2 separate regions of the Homo sapiens genome follow, and region 2 is linked to region 1. Evidence: chromatin loops called from intact Hi-C (ENCODE). Cell type or tissue: PC-3. All regions are shown on one strand. Each heading gives the region's core, and the rest is flanking DNA. Links, peaks and the distances in the headings are about the cores only.

What was found. Peaks named below come from ENCODE experiments on the same cell type or tissue, not always from the same donor. Only the 100,000 strongest peaks of a DNase experiment are listed, where the experiment ranks them.
Region 2: a loop joins it to region 1, with 3 times the contacts of the local background. A loop is called at or near these places in 2 of 110 quality-filtered maps.

What each region holds. Positions count from the first base shown.
Region 1 is chr10:64,976,703-64,979,638 of GRCh38, reverse strand. No RefSeq gene overlaps it. Among named protein-coding and RNA genes, the nearest start is that of LINC02671, 54 kb to the right of the region's middle. RefSeq lists an enhancer at 2,385-2,554. In PC-3, for the core only: CTCF peaks have their summits at 1,303 and 1,504 (motif pointing left); no DNase peak of the experiment used is centred there.
Region 2 is chr10:65,339,918-65,342,853 of GRCh38, reverse strand. No RefSeq gene overlaps it. Among named protein-coding and RNA genes, the nearest start is that of LINC01515, 230 kb to the left of the region's middle. In PC-3, for the core only: no CTCF peak of the experiment used is centred there; a DNase peak (open chromatin) is centred at 1,153; H3K27ac peaks cover 543 bases.

The sequences.
Region 1 (2,936 bases), core at 207-2,706:
AGAAGGGTTCGAAGATAGTTAAATAGGAAAATAATGGTGTTTTCAACTATTTTCTAAGTCAATTGGATAATCATATTAAAAGAAGAAATTTGGACCTCTATCTCAAGCCATGTACAAAAACTAACTCAGAATGTATCAAAAACTTACATGTAAGAAGTAAGGTATAATGTAAAGAAGTTTTGTCTTTAAATGTGTGGTTAAAACATCGTATGTTCTCACTCATAAGTGGGAGCTAAGCTATGAGGATGCAAAGGCATAAGAATGACACAATGGACTTTGGGGAATCAGGAGAAAACGGAGGGAAGAAGGTGAAGGATAAAAAACTACAAATAGGGGGCCGGGCGCGGTGGCTCACGCTTGTAATCCCAGCACTTTGGGAGGCCGAGGCGGGCGGATCACGAGGTCAGGAGATCGAGACCATCCTGGCTAATCGGTGAAACCCAGTCCCTCCTAAAAATACAAAAATACAAAAAATTAGCCGGGCATGGTGGCGGGCGCCTATAGTCCCAGCTACTCGGAAGGCTGAGGCAGGAGAATGGCGTGAACCCGGGAGGCGGAGCTTGCAGTGAGCCGAGATAGCGCCACTGCAGTCCGGCCTGGGCGAAAGAGGGAGACTCCGTCTCAAAACAAAACAAAACTACAAATAGGGTGCGGTGTATACTGCTCGGGTGATGGGTGCACCAAAATCTCACAAATCACCACTAAAGAACTTACTCACGTAACCAACCATCCCCTGTTCCCCAATAACTTATGGATATAAAAATAAATAAATAAATGAATAAATAAATACACCAGGCAAATGATAAATGTCAAAAATAAAAAGTAAATTAAAAAAATGTGTGGTTAACTGGTTAATGATGATATTGTGTGTGTATTTTCTCGTCTCTTGCTGCTGACATACATCTAAGATGTTTAAAAAGATTTGTGTATATCAAAATGTTTATTATTTAGGTTGCATGTGTAATCTGTAAATTAAGTTTGAAAAGGCACAATGAAGGCTTTCAAAGAGCAAGGATTAGCAAGAGGACAAAAAATTTTGATTTTAGACGCTGAGGCAAACACAATAATGACTGAAGTAGCTGTGAATATAATGCCATTGTAATGTAATTAAATTTCATATCTTTATTGAAAAGTAAATTCCACCCCTACCCCCTACTACAACAAGACTCCAGATGGCAAGGTAAAGTTTTGCAAACTGTATATGAAACCAGAGAAAGCATATTTTAACATAATTTAAAGTATACTCATTGAAAGCTTAATCCATAATCTATAAAACATGTTCCCATTTTTGTAACATATATTCCTCTTTTTATAACATATAACATATTGCATTATTGCTAATAGAGCACCTAGTATATAAAATTTTTGGTGGGCAATACATTTCTAAAACATCTGCTACATTTTAATTAAACTCCCTCCTTGAACATACTTTAGATTCTATTATGGACTAGCAGAACACAAATGTAATTTTTTTGATTTTTGTTTTGTTTTTTGTTTTCCAAAAGGAAAACAGTGCCACCTAATGTTAACTATCACTGATAATATATGTAGAAGTTTACATAATCTCACAGAAAACTAGATTCAAAAGATTTTTTCTTAAAATTATTTTAAAATTAATTAAATTACAATTTGAGACTTCTATGAAAGGAAAACCATTTATATTTGGAATTAAATTTCAGCAATAATTAAAGTAACTTTTCTGACATTTTCTTCAAACCCTCCACTTAATTTTTAACAAATTTGGACTATTAAGTCAAGTATTCTCTGATGGTGAATAATTGTATTAGGCACCTTTGCATTTCTTTTTGCACTAACACAGAGGTATTTAATAAACATTTACCAGGCTGGACTCTTACATAATGTAGCTGTGATTAAAAAAATTAAATTCTAAACAGATGAAAGAATAAAGTGAAGGAAATGAGAAGATATATATTAATTGTCCATTTTTATATTGTAAAGATAATGCATCATCATTATAGATGACTGGAAAAATTCCAAAGTAGAAGAAAAAATAAATGATCTTATCAGAAAAAACTACTATATACCTTTGGACTATTTTCTTAGAGGGTTTCTAGATGTAGTTTATACTGTTTTTTATATAATTCTATGACCATAATATGTTGTTAAAATTATAAATGTAATTTGCTTTCTTCGAAACTTCTTAAATATTTACATGTTATTTTATCATTTCTAAACATTAATTTAGACTTTCATTATATTTATTTCAATAGAATAGTGTTATTTACTTAGCCAATTCACTATTTGAGATATTTAGAATGCATTTCATTTAGTATATTTTGAATTTATAAAAAATGCTTTATATTTGCCATATATTCTTTTAGCAATATATATTTAATATGTATTTAGGCTAGAAGAGAATTCTTGTGATTCCATAAAGCTATTAATGTTCAAATTTTTCCATTTTTTAACTTTTCGCTTTACATATTTTTTAAATAAGAAAAATTGTATTTCCCTTATTTTAATGCTAATAAATCCAGAACCCCAAATTCTCGTTAGTTATACTAAAAATCTAAAATAGAACTCAGATCTTTATGTATTTTTCAATACTATACTATTGTGTATTCAAATATATTATTGAGAAAATATCATGTTTCTGTCTTTGTATATTCTCATGTGTTTGAATATTATTTTAAAATTTTTGACAGAAATTGATTTGATGGTCTCCCCTTAAGTGCAATTTAATTACCCGTCATTGCTCTAGAATAGTCTAATAGATTTAAGTTCACAGATGAGACAATCTTTTCCCCATAGAATCTATAAAATGATATTTTAGTAAAGTATAATATATTTACAGCTACATCAAGCTATTTATTATGTATGTATTAATCATACATACTTAATAGCTTATGTATGCACTTAATAATAATAGTATTACACACATACTTAATAGCTTGATGAATTTTCACAAAGTAAGC
Region 2 (2,936 bases), core at 129-2,628, 360 kb before region 1:
TTAAGCTGTTTCAATGCCCACAATGTGCAGGAATTCCACTGGTTTTAATAAACTGTCCCACTAAATAACAATAAAATTCAACTCTCACAGTAGAAAGAGATACTCAAACCATTGGTATTTTCCTGCCCCCCACAACCCCAAAATCCCTGTCCGCTACTCACATCCTTTTGCTGTTGCTTATAAACCCTCTTTATAAGAGTCCACTGTACCTGATTAATGCTCAATTTGTTCTTCATTACTGTACTGTCTATGACTTCATTCTCAGTCTTCCTTAAGGCAAGTCCTGTGTATGCTGCAGTTTGATTAGTGGTAATGACAGTGACTGCAAATGAATCTGTCTAATAACATAGGGCCATTGTCTGTGGGCACGCAAAAGGAAACTGAGAATTTTCTCTCTGATGTGATGGCATTATCATCATGAAAGACATTTCCTTTTCTTGTATCTGGGCTTACTCTGACTATGGAGATTAATGAGAACAGGTGTTAAAGAGCCATGGTAAGCTGACTGACTCACACACATGGGACAAAGGTGTGTAAGAGCCAGCTGTGGTACCTGAAAGGTGGACTTTTCCTAGCAGGAAAACCACCAATAAAAACCAACAGCAGACATAACTGGAACAGGATTCTATAAAACCCCTGTGTGGAGGCTCAGGGATTCAACATTAATTTCCAGGAGAGCCAGGGCAATGGATAGAGTGAGAGAAACTCTGAACATTTGAGAATATGACCAAAAATATAAAACACTTTAGCATCTTCACAATCAATACAGTCATCCTAGTGTATATAAACTAAACATCAATCTTGGTCATAATTACACTTTCCCTTTTTGAATTTTTTACCTATTACAACTTTTAGATAATTTTAATCCTTGTCATTAAATTACTAAAATTTAGAAAGTAGAATGAATCAAAACAATGAGGCTTTACTAGTATATGGAGATAGCTTACTGGACCCTAACAAAGTAAATTTGCTATTAAGAAAGATATCTCCAAAACTATGTTTCTAAAAGGGACTTCCAGGGTCAAGCTAGGTCAGCATTTTGGTAGGATTGATGCCAGAAAACACAGCTGCTACTGAAACATTTTTTCAGAAAAGGAAGTTCACCCTCTGAGTCATTTCAGATTAAATCTTCATCGCAGGCCTGTGTATGTGTTTTAAAGGAAGGTCTATAATCAGAGGTCCAATTGTTAGCAACTCTGGACATAATCTCAGGATAACAATTCAACCATTCAAATGCTCAAGGCTGAGAGTAAATACCACTTTTCTGTGGTTAAGAAAATAATAAATTCCGGAGGATCCACCACAGATAGCTCAATTACCCCATCAAGAGTTATCAACTACAGTCAGTTCTCCTCTGTGCTCTCTGGTGATAATGCACACAGCATCTGTTCCATTTTTCTCTTTGCGTTGCCACTTCTGGGTAATGTTATTGAAGCATCACCAATGGGTTAAACAAAAGCTGACACTTCAAGAGGAAGGAATGAAAAAGTTGCAGTGCTCGGAATAAGACTATTAAACCTGGGAGGAGTGAACCTATACCTGGAATAGAGAAAATGGAATGAGGTAGAACTGTTTTCACTTTGGAAATAGAGGCAAAGAAATATAAGTGAGTGGGAAACCTGGAAGGAGCCCAATTAAGAAAACAGTAGAGTTTCTCCTATCCCTCTGGTTAGTAATATAGATCTGGGAAGTCCCAGTGTGAGCAGACATCCTTGACTTTGTAGTCTTAAAATAAATGTGAAAGGAATTTTAAGAAGGGCATAAATTTTACAAGATTGCCATAATGCAGCTCTAATGGTTTACTGAGAATAGTGACAAAGTATAGATATGTTGCTATTTTATTTTAGAGAAATTCTGACCTAAACCTGAAGGAAATTTTTCACTAACAAAACGAAATACATTTATTGAATCTTAGGAGATAAGGTTCACATCTTTTAAACTTGGCTTAAGCCATGCTTCAGGCATTATTACATAGGACAGTAAGACTTTTAGTTTTTAACTTTTTGTTAACTAAGCATGGTCTCAGGTTTTACTATATTTTGTTTGGTTTGAATTGGGAAGTTCAGCACTGGAAGATATATGGAGCAGAATTATAATAATAATAACAAAGCAACAACAAACTACAATCACATTTTGCTCTAATCAGTTATACTGAGTCCATGCTATTAACTACCTCAAATTTGAAGTAGATGGAAAGAAATACAGGAAAGATAGGAAATACTGGATGCCTACCAAGTTCTCACAAAATCACCATAATTCTGGAATTGTTTTCACTATTCCACAAATGAAGAATTATGACTCATTTAAGTATTATTTTAAAGCTAACACAGCTAATAGATGCGTAAACTGGAATGCAAACATAGCACATATGATTTTATACCTTGTGTTCTTTCCACTAAATCTTACCACCTACTAAACAATTGTATTATCCATTCTATTATGTGAGCCTAATCAGCAGAAAATAGCATGTTCTCCTCAGTAAGCAACAGATAAAGAGAACCATGGCAGCCCTAAATAAAATAATAAAGGAAGCCATGGAAAGTTTTGATACGATAATTTATTGATATCACTGCTTCTCCTCCACTTCTTCTAATAAAGTTGCTACAGTTTCCAGACCATATGTGTCCCTTAGCCTCTGGGCAAATTGTAAGGTTACCAGAAGAAACTAAACACAATTCCTCTTCCTGCCATTGTGAATATCCAAGCTGAAGAAATGATGCTTGATGTGCCAGAAAGGAAGAAGGGAAATGTCAAGGCCTTTAAAGGATATAGACAGGAATAGAGAAAGGAGGAGAGTTTTCCCCAAGTGTCAAGATAGATTTGAGGAACACAGATTTTCCAAGATACGGAACTAGATTTATGCCTTCAAAAATGCTAAAGCAGATGGAAAATAAATAGAACTATTTTCATTCTTCAGGTGTCTTGAGTGCCACAGA